Linked DNA regions of Homo sapiens: region 2 is linked to region 1. A link is a loop called in an ENCODE intact Hi-C map of the cell type or tissue named here. Cell type or tissue: endothelial cell of umbilical vein. All regions are shown on one strand.

Region 1 (8,000 bases):
ACACTGTTGTACAGAGGACTTTTCCAACACATAAACTTTGGGAGACACATCCAAATCACAGCAGTCATGTTCTGTGAAAGCAACAGAGTCAGGCTGAAAACCCAAGTCTGTTTAAATGTAGTCTATGTTCTTAATCTTCACACTATATTGCCTGTTAATGCTTTTTTTTTTTTTTTTTTTTTGACTGAGTCTTGTTCTATTGCCAGGCTGGAGCATAGTGGCACATTCTTGGCTCACTGCAACCTCTGCCTTCCAGGTTTAAGCAATTTCCCTGCTTCAGCCTCCCAAGTAGCTGGGACTACAGGCATGCGCCACCACACCCAGCTAATTTTTTTGTATTTTTTCAGTAGAGATGGGGTTTCACCACGTTGGCCAGGATGGTCTCGATCTCCTGACCTTGTGATCTGCCCGTCTTCGCCTCCCAACGTGCTGGGATTACAGGTATGAGCCACTGCGCCTGGCCCAATACATGTTTTTATGTAACATTTTACTTGACATTTGTAAAAAATCAAAATTAAAATAAACTTAAAAAACAAGAAGCTACTACTTGGAACTATCAGTTGGAGCAACACTATCCTCACTGTGCCTGTTTAGTTAGGGTTGGCACCTCTTAGACTGTGAGTTTCTCTGACTGTAGCATGGAATGTCTTTGTTATAATGCTCTGATGTTCTCAGATTAAGTATACCATTATAAAAAAGATACATAGACTTAGTATTATTCCTTTAATTATTGGATAAATCAGATTTCCCTCTGTCTGTTTGCTTAAAAATATATCACAGAGGAATACTTTCCTTAGATTATTCTAAACCTTTTTGGGTAAAACTTAAGACTTAAACCTGAGACTTGGATAACAGTGCCTTTATAGATATGTAAAGACCAAAAAAAAAGTCCGCATATACCATTGAACTAAATCAGATGAAATTTAAGTAAGTGAATAACATATTCTACAATAGAGAAGAAAACAGACTGTTTAGGTAAAGGCATATGCAGGAAAGCACGATGCCTGTGGCCTTGCAAAACCATATCGCCTGCATAGTTCTATGCCTGAGCTTTGGCCCTAATACTCAGGGCTCACCTTGTTCCTCGGAGGCCACTCTTCTCCTATTCCCCATGACAACTGTGCTTCACCAGGACTCGACTCTACTTAATGGTCTTGACAATTGCTACTTAAAAGGTTATAGTCCTTTTGTTTCCCTATTTATTATATTTCCTGACTTTCCATCATTTATCGTTTCCTATCTGAGATACAGGAAGGACTTGATTCATAATTTGTTTTGCCCCAAATGTTTACTACACTATGAAATTATTGGTTTGGCTTTAGAGTGAAGGTGTGGAAATAAGTGTGTATATTTCAAGTTTAAATATTTAATAAAGGCAATTTGACTGTAACCATATCTTCTCTAAATGTTACTTCTTTCTCTGTTGAGAGTTGTCTATGGCCCCCAATGAAAGACCACCTGCAGTACAACCATAGCTAAACCAAATGGAGTTTATTGACTTGTTCCAATGAGGAAGACCATATACCATGGAGAGCTGTGGGGTGACTCAATAAGAACGTGGTAGAAAGGACCCACATGATCTGGGCTTGTGTTAGACAATTTTTGAGAAGATTCAAGGAAGTAGGTTTTGCTCCAGATTGGATGCTGTTGGGAAGCAATTCTATGACTGGGTATCTTTTATAAATCTTATCTATATGGCAGGAGGAATGAAGTGAGGCTAAAGCTGTAATTGGTAAAGAAGCAGCTTTCATATCAGCTAGGGTAGGGGATGTTTAATATTTTGGGGGGTTTGGACAATGTTCTTGTTTTTGTACAAGTTCAGACATCTTTTGGAAGTGTCTTGATTTTGTCATGATCTATCAAAGTCATACAGGGGACTTGACTGATGTGGGTGTTCTGTGAAATTGTGTTCAGCAGGACAGCACCACAACCTAGCTCTGAGTGCCAGGACAGTACTGACAGCACCAGGCAAGCTCCGGCCTGTCAAGATCTGGCTTTTCTCTTCTCTTTTTCAGAGTCCTTAACAAGATTTTAGAATCATTCAGCAACCTCCGAGACTATATCTCTCCTGACACCAATGACCTTGGCTTTGAATTCCTTGCTCAGTGAATGTGCTTAGAAAATGCTGGTTGGAGAGTAATTTCTCCCTTTTCTCTGGCCAGCTTGACCTTTAGGGTGACATTTGGCTGGATAAACAAAAATATCTTAAAATAACATAAATCTAATTTTAAATCTGCTTGGGAAATCATAAACCATTAGTAAAATATGTTCTCTTGGTTCTAAATATACTTTTTTAGTTTAGTTGTCTTAATTAGCATAATTTACCGACACTAAAAATAATTTCTAGAACAAAAGTCTCTGAAAGTAGAAGTAAAAAGAGCTCTTTTCCTCTGCATTTTAGAGCTCAATCTCCCACAACTTTACTACAAACACTTTAAAAGACTTTGGTGAAGTAGTGATCCTGATTTTAATACTGAGCTATTTTATTGTTATTGTCCATTAGCTATTTGGAATTCCTACCATGAAAGTACAGTGCTGAGGATGCATACATTTCTCTTGTTTTCAGCCTCAACATTCTTAGATGATTAGCATTTGACAGATGAAACATACAATGCTTAAGATGATCTTGGTAAAGACAATAATTACAGCTTATCACATGGTTGCACTTTAAAAACCTCACAGTGAGGAATGGTCACCAGAAAATGGGGCTCCCTGTTATCAGGAAGATGAATCAGAAAAAGAAAGGACTTTGATGGCAGAGGCCATTCACTCCACCAATCAATCAATTAATCCACCAGACAATTTAATGTCTATTCGTTGAATTCCAAACTTGAGCCAGATTCATTGCTGTATGCTGGAACACCAATGTGAGAAGGAACAGAGCTCCTTCTCTCATGGAGTTTACTGGAGTAGGTAAGGCAGACATGCAAATTAATGTCTGCATAATTGCAAATGGAAGCCCTATAAAGAAAGGGAACTGGTTTCCACGAAAGCATAGAACAGTGGGACCTGAATTAGACTGGACTTTCAGGAAAGACATTCTTGGAAAAGTGACCCCAGAACTAAGAAAGAGGAGTAGGTGAGACACTTGGGGAAAGAGGGAAAGGAGGATGGCTGAAGAATGTTTCAGACAGAGGGAAGAACAGAAACAAAGGCTTTGGGGCAGGCATGAGGAGGGCTTGTGTCCTGGTGTGGGCTCCCTGGAAACAGACTCTGAAACAGAGATTTGTGGCCAGGTGTTTATCGGGTGTGCTTTCACGAATAACACCTGTAAGGAAAGGAGGAGGCTCTGGAGTTGGAGTGTCCTTTGGAGCTGCCTAAAATTCAGGCCTCTGAGGCTACTTATGGACCAATCTTCTGTCCCGAGGTGGGGGCATGACCTTAGGAGAACCAGGTGAGGGCAATTCCCAAAGTGGGACTCAGGTGTGAGCTAAGCAGCTTAAATTCCTAGCAGCTGGGGGAAATGAGTGCCTTGGGCTTGAAAGGGGAGCTGGGTGGGATGCCACACAGGGCTCTGCTGCGATGACCTGCGATGCTCTGTGGGGATGGAGGTCAGATTGCTGAAAGGTAAGTGAGTGATGGGACAAGAATCTGGAAGTGGGAGCAGGATCCACACACACAGGGCCTGGCCTCCTAAGACTTTTTAGGGATTGTACCTTAAGAGCTATTAAGGGGAATAATAAGGGTTAGGGCCAGCATGGCTTCAGAGGGATGATGCATATCCTGGGCAGGGAGATACTCTAAGCTGCAGGGCGACCCTCCTGTGTTTCTGTCTCCTTTCAAATTAGCTCAGTGACTTGTATTAATTGTTCTCAAGGATACCCATTTTAGCACTCTTTTTGCTTCTGTTTTTTGTTTTTGAGACGGAGTCTCGCTCTTTTCCCCCAGGCTGGAGTGCAATGGCGCAATCTCGTCTCACTGCAACCTCTGCCTCCCAGGTTCAAGCAATTCTCCTGCCTCAGCCTGCCGAGTAGCTGGGATTACAGGTGTGTGACACCATGCCTGGCTAATTTTTGTATTTTTAGTAGAGACAGGGTTTCACCATGTTGACCTCAGGTAATCTGCCTGGCTCGGCCTCCAAAGTGCTGGGATTATAGTCGTGAGCCACCGCGCCCTGCCCCATTTCAGCATTCTTGGTTGTTCTCCTTCAGATTTCCCAACTCAGAAGCCAGGCAATACTATCGGTGAGAGAATTAAGCATATCTGTGGCTGTGGGCTGAAAGATACTTGCTTCCTCTCAGGGTATCCAAATGCAAATGTTTAAAAAACTCCCTGGAAGATATGCTGTATTTTATTGGCCATTTCCCCACCAGTACTCAAATGTACCATGTAATATAAGAACCCTTAATCACGTGAAGCATGTTATATGTGAGACTGTCATAATTGGTGTCAACTATGTTTAGTTAGAAAGATTTTGTGTTATATGTGGCTATCTTCTGTATCTCTATCATCCCTACCCTCAGATGAAAGGGCGTTCATAATACTAACCAGAACAATCAAGTTGATTTAGTAAAACCTCATCACATGCCTGATAATCACATATCAAGCATGCACACTTTGTATTTAGATGTTTGATTTGATATTTGGTGCTATCATTATGAATCAGTCTTTCCGCTTTCATGCTGTAGCGTGTGATCTTTCAGGAACTCCTGAGAAGCCACGGAAATGATTCTTGCTCAGCTCCTTCCCCTGGAACGATGAATCATGGTAACTCATAAAAACCAGGGAGAGCTCTTGTCTGACAGTTTAATAGCTTTCCCTTTAGTCAGTCGGTGTAAGAATCTAATTTTGAGCCTATTCATTTGTGAAAAAAGGTCAGCGTAATTTCCTGATAGCTCCTGTGGCCTCTCTCCAGAATGGGCTGTCTTCCATACATGACAATGATGCTGGTACCATGTTGTGCAAAGTTCATGCTCTAAGGTGTTTTTCCCCACTGAGTCCTGATCCTAGGTCCAGATTCACAGGCACAAAACCCTCACCGGGGCATCATTCCAGACCTTCAGCTCTCTCCCTCACAATCAATCATCATGTCTGGCCAGTTCTACCCCCTGAGCAACTCTCTTCTTTCCATCTTTTCTGCCTTCACTGTAGACAAGCGTACCACCATCACCCGTTGGTTTGACTTCTGTCCCCGTCCAATTCAGACAGGTAGCCTGTAATTCCCTCAGAGGCAATTCCTCCAAATAAAAATCTGATCAGGTACTTCCCTTGTAAAAACCCTTTAGGGGCTCCCATCACCCTAGATTTTAACACGTTTATAAGCCACACTTACGAGCCTTCACCACTTCCATCTCCATGCACATTTCTAGGTTCCATTGTAAAAGGAGACTGTCCCATCTGTCTGTAGGAAAAGTCTTTCAAATGAAAATATAGCCTGGATATTGTAGGCTACTTTTCCAACTAGAAACTTTGTAGGAAGGGCTACTCTTTAGGGGAATAGTCATGATTATTTCAAACTTAAATACCTTTCCTTTGCATTGTTGAGAATAGTATGAATCATCTCTCACATGAAAGGGCCTATTGAAATTATATATTTTAATTCAACAAACCCTAATATTGTATTGATAATAAAGATAACTGAAAACCCCTAACCCTGGGGAGATTAAAATCTGTAGGTGAAATAGGGACTCTTAAACAACTAACTACAGCTGCAACTAATTCTGTATTGGAGGTATAACATGCCGTGGATGATAATAATTCATTCTGACTGGAATATCAGTAAAGACAGCATCTGATCTTGGCTTTGGAGTAGAAAGAGGTTGTTCTGGATAAATAGAATATCAAAAGAGCTTTGCTAGAAACAAAGAGTTGGGGAAGATATCCAATCATTGGCCTGGAGAGAGAAGAATGAAGAGTTATAGCAGGAAATGGTCCTGGGAAGACAGATTATACTTAGGTCAGAGGAAGCTGTAAATGCCATTCTAAGTAAGAATCACTTACTTGATAGGAAGCAAGAGAGGTTTTGAAGGTCTGTTGTGGCAAATCTGGCTTGTATTTTAGGAATGTTACCCAGCTGTGAGAAGGAATGTTGGAATAGTATAGAGATTGGAGGCAAGATAGTGAGATAGAAGAGTGAGTCAGGAAAAGTACTACAATGAAGGGGACAGGCATGGGAGATACTGAATAATTGATGAGTCTTGGCTATGGGTTGTATATAACAGTGAGAGTAAGAGAGTTGGAAATCTCCTGGTAATACTTGTCTGGGCACGGTTAACGCTTCCAAGATGACTCCCAATGATCCCCACCTCCTGGTAGTCTCATGCTCATGTCATCCCCTCCCACATTGTACCAGGATTGGCCTCATTGACCAATAATGGCAGAAGTGATGGTGTGTGGTTTTTGATATTAGGTTATAAAATCAGTGTGCCCTTTTTCCTTGGTTGCTTATTCTTGAATATTTGCTTGGGGGAAGTGGCTGCCTTCTAGTAATTAGCCCTATGGTAGGCACACGTGGTAAGGAACTGGGGCCTCTTGACAATACCCATGTGAGTGAGCTTGAAAGTCATTTCTCTAGCCCAAAGAAGTCTTTATATAACTATGGCCCCAGCTGACATCTTTTTTTCTTTTCTTTTCTCTCTTTTTTTTTTTTTTTTGAGACGGAGCCTCGCTCTGTCACCCAGGCTGGAGTGCAGTGGGGCGATCTCAGCTCACTGCAAGCTCCACCTCCCGGGTTCATGCCATTCTCCTGCCTCAGCCTCCCGAGTAGCTGGGACTACAGGTGCCCGCCACTGCACCGGGCTAATTTTTTTTTTTTTGTATTTTTAGTAGAGATGGGGTTTCACCGTGGTCTTGATCTCCTGACCTCGTGATCTGCCCACCTTGGCCTCCCAAAATGCTGGGATTACAGGTGTGAGCCACCGCACCCGGCCCCAGCTGACATCTTGACCACCACAACCTCACAGGAGATCCTGAGCCTGAACCACTCAGCTAAGCTGTTCGCAGAATTCCAACTCTCAGAAACTATGTGAGCTGAGTTTGGGGAATTTTTAATGCAACAATCAATAGAAAACTAACACACTTGGTAATTAGACAGCTCTGATTAGCTAAGGAGTACAGGTAGTATTAGGGAGTATTAGGGAGTACAGGGAAGGGAAACTGGTTTTATCAAGGAGATGACAAACTTGAATTTTGAGATATTTGGATTGTGCTATATCTCTAAGTCTGTGTTCATTAGGCATTTGGAAACAGATGTCGATTTGGAAGTCATCTGCAAGGTGTAGAATGGTGGCTCTTAAGCTGAAGCATTCATCAGAATCAGAATTTGTTGTTAAACAGAATGCTGGGCCCTACCCCCCGAGTTTCTGGTTCTGTAAGTTTGGGCCTGGGCCCACAATTTGTATTTCTAACAAAGTTGCTGGTGATACTATTTTGGGTTCAGGGACCACACTTTGATAACCACTGATGTTGAATCACTGAGAAGAAAACACAAAGTAATGACATTTATTATAACTAATAGTTCTCTTCTCTCTCTCAAGTATTATATATCTACATATACATTGTAGACCTGAAATATTTAGTAATTAAAGAACATGAAATAAATTTACATTATTGACCAAAATCAGGGGTTGGAGATTTTTGTAGACAACAATAAATTGAAACCATGTACAAGGTAAAAATTGAGTTTCCTTGTTTTATAAGGTATATATGTAATCAACACTTCTATGGATTCACAGTAGACACCTTTTCCTTACTCTCTCTGATTTTTGCTCTTAGTTTTGTATTTATGACCTGAAAATGGATTTCAGTTAATCAGCAAGCAAATATGAAAAGGAAATCCAAAAGGAACTTTAAAATATTCAATTATGTGCTACAAACAGGACTTTCATGTTTCTTCTTAGATTACTGGAATAAATCTCAAGAGATGATGCTTTGACAACCAGGAGGACTGATTACATAGATCCCACAGCAAAACTGTGGTATTGGGTGGTGCATCTCGGCAGATAGGACATAACAACCAACTAGATTAAAGGACATTTTCATAAGGAATAGCTGCTGCTCAA
Region 2 (8,000 bases), 77 kb before region 1:
CACACACATGCACACACATGGATGCACATATACATGCACAAACATGCATGCACACACACATGGATGCACACACACGTGCACAAACACATGCACACACATGCACAAACACACATGGATGCACACACACAAACACGCATGCACACACACATGCACAAACACACATGGATGCACACATGCATGTGTGCACACACAACCTTTACATTGGGGTTTTTCATCTCTAGATAAATTATCCTCTATAGTTACAGTTTAATGCTAGGTTACAAAAAGAATATCAGATACGCCCTTCTGTTTCCTTTCACTCTGGTTAGTTCTGGCTCTATTTTATTCCATGTTGTTTTTTCTCAGCCCTTACAAAGTTAGACGCCTTACCACATAAAATATTCTGGTCATAAGGCCTCCGTTTCCATGAATGGTTCCACATTTGGCTTCTCACCCATGCCTCTTGTTTTGAAGAAGCAGTGGCTACTGTTTGTGATAAAGCAGTGTTGCAAAGACAAAGAACCCAAGTACTACATTTCCCCTTTCTCACCCCTTCCCTTGTTTATCTGAAACTCACAAGTCCCTGCAGGAAAAAAAGGATAATAAATTTGCCTCCATTTCTTCCTATGGAGACCCTATTTGGATCCTGGGTCTGAGAGAGAAGCTTGCTGTATTTCCGCAATTCTTTCTCAGCTACAGAGGAAGGGAAATCAGGAAAAGAAGAAGCTCTACCCAGAAGCAAAGTGCATCCACAGGCTCCACTACCCAAACCTTCCCTCTTTGGCAATTGTTGGGTCAGCTCTTCACTGTCTCTGGAAAAAGACAGGGGCACTTTTTTGTTCTGCCAAGAGCATGTGCCTTTTTATGACTTCATAATATCTTGAGATGTATTAGAAGAGGCTCTGAAGTTGCTGCTCATTTGATGGGGAAAGGGAGGTGTGGGTCAATATTGTGGCATTTCATCTCGCTTTGCTCTCCCAGTTTTATCTGCACTTCTCCCCCAGGATTCTGTTTTCTCCCTCCCATCACTTGATGGTGGACAGCTAGTTTAGCCTGTGGATGGGCAGCTAGTGGGAAACTCTAGCTTCTGTGATTTTCTGCTTCTGGGTTAGCAGGGAGGGATCTAGTGGCACAAGACAGCACATATGCTATGCGGGAAACTCTCTTACTGGGGCTCCTCTTTGTCCCTTGCAAAACATCCAACTTTGGGTGTGAGGTTGGGAATTGTGTGTGTGTGTGTGTGTGTGTGTGTGTGTAGAAAGGGCTCAGAAACTCTCATCTCCTAATTCCAACACTCAGCACTCCCTTCCCTATGCTCTCTTTCTAGAGAACGGCACATTTGAGGTCTCCTGTCAGCATCTACCTAGGCTCAAAGTCAGAGCTGCCTCACTTTTTCAGGGATTTTTAAAGAATAAGTTTTGAGGAAGCAAGGATACTTTGATTTTGCATTTTTTCTTTTGGCTTCCTTGATTCTGGCAAATTTTATCTGGTTGATTGCTTCAGATTCCTCCATTGTCTAAAACGGCAACTGCTCTAACATTTTTGTTTGTTTGTTTGAGACGGAGTCTTGTTCTGTCGCTCAGGCTGGAGTGCAGTAGCACAATCTCGGCGTACTGCAACCTCCACCTTCCCAGGTTCAAGCGATTCTCCTGCCTCAGCCTCCCGAGTAGCTGGGGTTACAGGCACCCGCCACCACGCCCGGCTAATTTTTTGTATTTTTAGTAGAGACAGGGTTTCACTAGGTTGGCCAGGCTGGTCTCCAACGCCTGACCTTGTGATCCATCCGCCTTGGCTCTCCAAAGTGCTGGGATTACAGGCGTGAGCCACCGCGCCCTGCCAACACTTTCTTAAAGGAATAGACTGGAGGAATATGAACCAGAATCATCCTCTTGGATATTTGGGACACTCTACCAGGATGATTTCTGGTTATTGCTTTGTACAGAGCATAGAAAAGTTAACGTGCTTGTTGAAGTTCTCTCTCTCTTTTTTTTGAACAAGATGGTGGCAATGATGAATTGATTTGTTAACATGAGGCTTTGAAATTACAGTGCTTTTTACAGACTTCATATATCTATATTGTCTCCCCAGAGACAAAGAAATAAAATTGACTGCACCTCTATTCAAATGATGCTATTATATTCCCATTCCAGAAGTGTACTTCTGGTGGTGCACTGTTCATCACTTGATAGATGTTCTTACGGTAAATCACTGTAAAATGAAGAAAGGGCCAGGGGAGGGAACTTGGCAAATTGTTAAGAATTCTGCGATGTTATTGCATTCTGTTCAGCTTATGATTCAGAATTTGAACGACGACGTGTGCTGATTTATTAATCATGATATAAGGGACAAATTGTCAGACATTAGCATTGGAAATCATTGTTTTAGACATTTCATAATTTTAACAAAGCTAAAGATTAAAAAACTGCTTTATTAGATGACCTTTTTCTATTTGTAGTGGTGCAACCTGTTCTTGCCATTCTGTCAAACACGTTGAATGTGAATAGATGGAATAAATGCCCAGTTACTGTCTAATAAAAATAGCAATTAAACAATTACTATTATTGGTTAAAAACCATTGTATTCTTTTCATAATCATCAGCTACTAATGGATGAGCAATAAGACGCAGAGTTTCAGAAGTACAGCTAAGCATTATAAATATCAAGTGTTTATAAGCAGTTGACCTGCATGCATACACATTTATCAACTAGAAGTTAGGTAAAAATAAATTAGACTTGTAGTGTTTTTGTTCTGTTTGGTTTCCAGTCTCTCCTGAGATAGAATTATCCTTTAATACAAAAAGGCTGTTCATGGTATTTCACCTTTTTTTCCTTCTCAGGGAAAAATTCAATTGTGAAAATGGAAAAAAAAGCCACAAATGTTTAAAAAAAATGAGTTTTGGCTTTGAAACAAATTTTAAACTTAATATTTTATTTAATCCTATAATAACTATATAATATAGAGTAGGTCTTATTATCTTTACTTACAATAAACATAACTGAATTATTTCAGATTAAGTTAATATCAAAATAGTTCCTCAACCTTCCCAGAAAAACAGGGATGAATTTCAGCACTTATGACTCAATGCCTTTATGACCTATTCCTGTTATTGTTGTTATTATTTCACCATCGGGCTATTTATATCTTAGTGTGGGATGACTTAGGAAAATATTTCCCTAAGGTTTTTGGTCTCTCAATTAACATCAAACTGTTTGAGTGAAGTTTCATTGCCAGAATTCCCCAAACTACCAAGAAGTTCTATTCAGATTTTTCTAACCATAAATGAGCCTGTTTAGTGTTTCCCATGACCATATATCAAGATATTTTCAGTTTCAGGCTGGACTAGTACACAAAAGGACTTAAAAGCCACAAAGGAAAATCTGCCACCCCTTATGGCACTAGAGTTTTCAGATAAAATTTCTATAAAATGCTAGTTTGTATCTTAATGAACGTTAGACTGTTCTAATTATTTGGAGTCACATTACTATTTATCTTGTGGTAACGAAAGATTCCATTCAGATACAGTTTTTTTTCAGGGTACACCAGAAATTCTTAGCAGTGTTTCAGCCTTTAAGGAGAGGGAAGGGAGATTACTTTTTCCTTTTTGTACTATTTAAAGATATCCATGTATTACTTTTATAAAGTTTAAAAATGTACAATACTCATGTAAAGAAGTGAAAAATGCTTTGGGAGGCTGAGGTGGGCGGATCACTTGAGGCCAGGAGTTTGAGACCAGCCTGGCCAACATGGTAAAACCCTGTTTCTACTAAAAAAAAAAAAAAATACAGAAATTAGCTGCGCGTGGTGGCACATGCCTATAATCCCAGCTACTCGAGAGGCTTGAGGCATGAGAATCACTTGAACCTGGGAGATGGAGGTTGCAGTGAGATGAGATGCCCCTGCACTCCATTGAGCTACAGAGTGAGACTCTGTAAAAAAAAAAAAAAAAAAAAAAAAAAAAAAAGTGAAAAATGAGAATTGTAAATTCATCTTCAGGCGATTCAAGAATATGTTGTGATGAAGGATTTTCCAGGCAGCCTATATCTACAAGTTCAGACTAGTCTGAGAAGTAAGAATTAGAGCTGCCGGGCTACCATCAAGCATCCAATTTTCTGAGTAATCAACTTGGCAAGAAAGTAAAAATGAAGGGGTGCTCATGGTGAAAGTGACGAGGGAAATCAGCACTTTCACATTCAAAAGAATGTATGTCAGATATTCTAAAAGTTAAAATCACAGCTAACAAGAATATCCTTAATGATTTATTCCCTCAATAAATCACTTTGTTCTTGTGAAACAAATGCTGCAATGTACTTTCTTTTTAAATCTATGTCTCTGTCTCCTTTTGGCTGAATATTTTAACTCAGTTTTGCTCTTACTGCCTTAGTTTTCTAAATGCACATTTGAATCATTGTTCAATGGCAAAAGTCATATTACAAAGTGTTCCACGTCTGTGGCAAGGCTAAGGACCACAATTCCTGGGAACTGGAGTTGCACTTTAATCCCTCAAATTAGGGAGGAAAGGCACTGCTTACCCTGACATGAGAAAATGCAAAGTTATGATGTGGAAATAATCTTCGGGCACTTACTGAAGGGTTTATCAAGTGAGTAATTTGTAAAAGCTATACACATAGTATTAATGTTAGTTGAGTTTACCTCTGTACCAGGCCCTGTGCTAAGTAGTTGTATTAGTCAGGGTTCTCCAGAAAAACAGAACCAGTAGGATATGCATTTATCTATCTATATAAATATATATGTGTTAGTTATATAGATACATGGGGATTAATTATGAGGGATTGGCTCAAGAGATCATGGAGGTTGAGAAATCCCACTACTTGTTGTCTGCAAGATGGAGTCCAAAGAAAGCCAGCGTTGTACTTCCAGTCCAAGTCCAAAGGCCTGGAAAACAGGGGAGCCAATGTGTAACTCCCATCTAAGTCTGAAGGCCTGAGAATCAGTAGCTCTGATGTCCAAGGGCAGGAGCAGATGAATATACCAGCTCAAGAAGAGAGAATGAAATCACCCCTCATCCAACTTTTGTTCTTTTTGAGGACTCAACAGATTGGATGATGCCTACACATATTGGTGAAGGTGATCTTCTTTACTTAGTCTGTTGATTTAGATGCTAATGTCTTCTGAAAATACCTTCATAGACACACCCAAATATAATGTTTTACCAGCTATCTGGGCATCCCTTATCCCAGACAAGTTGACACATAACATTGACCATGAGAGTGCTTTAGCTGCATTATTTCCTTTCATCTTTACAAGTGATGTGATGGGAGGTTTTTATTTTCCTTATTTTATAGATGAGTTGAGAATCCCAGAGGAATAGTAACTTGTTTTAAGGTCACGTAATTAGCAAATGGCCAACCTCCAGGGTCTTAAAATACATAAAGACCCAAGCAAAAAACATTTTAATTTCTACCAAAGTTATTCATGCCCTTCCTCTTCCTACATCCCTTCTCTCTCATTCTTGTATTCTCCCAAAGTAAACTCCTTATTGTTCCTACATCTTTATTTTTTAGAGGACAAAACTCTTTAATTTCCCTTGTCTTTTCTCTCATATTTTCTGACTATCTTTTAGCTCTATATTCTGGGGGTTTAAAAAATTGTGTTCACTAATTATATTGGATATTTCTGCTGAGTTATTAAAATGTAACTAACCAAACTTAATCTTTCAGATGTATGGCAGACAGACTCTAAGTTGATCACTCCGTGATACTGCCTCCTGATGTTCATGCCTCTAAATGTGGACAGGCTGTCATTTGCTTCAAAACAACAGATAGGAAGCCACTTCTATGATTATAATATGTCATGTAATATTTCATCTTGCTGGTTGACTTCCTCTACAAACTTTCCTTACTGGCTTGATGAAGTAAGTGGTACTGTTGGGGAAGCTCTCTTTGGAAGGAACTGTAGAGAGACTTAGTAACAGTGAACAGCCTCTAACTGATGAAAACAGGCTCTAGAGGATGGAAGGTGGCCTTAGTCAAGTCAGCAAAGAGTCAGAGCTCTTAGTCCTACAACCAAAAGGAAATTAATTCTGCAACAACCCCAGTGAGCCCAAAAGTAGACTCTCCCCCAGTGTGTGTATGTATGTATGTATGTATGTGTGTATGTGTGTGTGTGTATTGAGGCCTGGTCTCACTCTGTAACCCAGGCTGGAGTGCAGTGGTGCAATCTTGGCTCACTGCAACCTCCACCTCTGGGGTTCAAGCAATTCACCTGCCTTAGCCTCCCGAGTAGCTGGGATTACAGGCACGTGCCACCACGTCCGGCTAAATTTTTGTATTTTTAGTAAAGACAAGGTTTCACCATGTTGGCCAGGCTGGTCTCAAACTCCTAACTCAAGTGATCCACCTGCCTCAGCCTCCCCAGTTTAGACTCCTGATGAATATGTGGCCCAGTCAACACCTTGACTGCAACCTTGTGAAACCCTAAACAGAAGGCTCAATTGAGCTGTGGCCAGACTCCCAACGTGCAGAAACTGTTACACAACAGATAGGTATTGTTATAAACTGCCATGTTCATGGTAATTTGTTATGCATTGTTATGCAATGATGGATAACTAATACAAGAAGGTTTTGTTCTTTTTTCATAATATCCTGTTCATGTTTTATGGCTCATCTTTTAAAAAGCATATACATTTGAATATTTCTTAAAAGTTTTCTTCTTTTTCCTGAATTATCTCTATTTCTTCCAGTGTCATTTTTTATTTATGTTATTGATTTTCTTTACTGCTGCTAGTTCAATACCTGGTAACCATTGCTTATGCACTTGTTTTAAGTCAGAAAGACTGCATATATTTGAGTTTTCTCTGCTCTTGTTTAAGATTTCCTACCTCAAAATCTCTCTTCTCAGTATGAATTCTGTCTAGAAACTCTGTGTGGTGTTGACTAATAGCATTTGTGTTCAGGTAAATGTGTAAGAAGTCAGTTGTTAGGCTACAGAGGTTCACATGTTAGAAAGAGAGAGTTTTCATTTTGAGTCACTAAGCTAAAAAGTTTAATTATCTTCAAATGTTTTATTCAGTCTTTAGGGGAAAATGCTAACAGACTTTGCTTTAGATGCAGGATTTGGGGAGGAGGATGAAAGTGTAACTTCTCACTTCCATCCTGCAGGAGTTACAACAGGGCATTTCTTGTCATCTATACTGCTGCCTCCTCATAATTATGTCTGGGCTGTGGACCTCTTTGGTCATTTCATCTATCTGTAAGTTTTTGTCCATCTTCGGTTTTCCAGAAATGTTGTGAAGTTTTTCTGTCCATTATAACGACTCCTCCTGTTCTCTTGGCTCTCCTTTTTGTACATTTGTTTCAGAGGGGATAATAGTCAGCAAGGGGTGACTTAAACAACAGAAATTTATTTTCTCACAGTTCTGGCGTCTATAAGTCCAAGAACAAGGTGCTGCAGGGTTGGTTTTTGGTAAGCCCTCCCTCTTTGGATTGCAAACAGTCACCTTCTCACTGTGTCCTCATGTGGACTTTCCTTTGTGTACATGTGCTCTTTGTGTCTCATCCTTTTCTTATAAGGACACTAATCTTACTATATTTATGGTTCCACTCTCATGACCTCATTTAATCTTAATTACCTCCTTTAAGGCCCTATCTCCAAATATAGTCATCTTGAGAGTTGAGACTTCAATGATTTTTGGGGAGACACAGTTCAGTCCACAATAATGAAGAATCTCAAGGAGTTTACCCACTGACACTGAACTAAAAGGCAATCAACCCCTTTGTTTAAGAACACTGTGTTGTGTTGCTGAATTGTTTTGAAGTCTGGAACTCTTTGGATAACTGCTAGAATCCTTAGAAGAGTAGAGCTATTTAAAAGGAGCAAAACAACAACAAAAAGCACATGAGCCACAAAAAATGCATGACTGGCAGAGCTGCTGTCTTACTTCAACTTGGGACATAAAAACAGAAGAGGAAAATGACCAGATCAAAGAAAGTGAAGGCATGTGGCCTTCCTGGAAAACAGTGTGGGCAGCAGGGTGGGCAAGAGCAGCTCAAAGATTTTCTGG

What was found. A loop is a pair of places that touch in the nucleus more often than their neighbours do. Peaks named below come from ENCODE experiments on the same cell type or tissue, not always from the same donor. Only the 100,000 strongest peaks of a DNase experiment are listed, where the experiment ranks them.
Region 2: a loop joins it to region 1, with 6 times the contacts of the local background. A loop is called at or near these places in 3 of 110 quality-filtered maps.

Annotation. Positions count from the first base shown.
Region 1 is chr6:130,599,162-130,607,161 of GRCh38, reverse strand. No RefSeq gene overlaps it. Among named protein-coding and RNA genes, the nearest start is that of SMLR1, 220 kb to the left of the region's middle. RefSeq lists an enhancer at 4,003-5,202. In endothelial cell of umbilical vein, no CTCF peak of the experiment used is centred here; DNase peaks (open chromatin) are centred at 4,691 and 5,871; H3K27ac peaks cover 2,891 bases.
Region 2 is chr6:130,676,407-130,684,406 of GRCh38, reverse strand. No RefSeq gene overlaps it. Among named protein-coding and RNA genes, the nearest start is that of SMLR1, 150 kb to the left of the region's middle. In endothelial cell of umbilical vein, no CTCF peak of the experiment used is centred here; DNase peaks (open chromatin) are centred at 446 and 3,186; H3K27ac peaks cover 1,290 bases.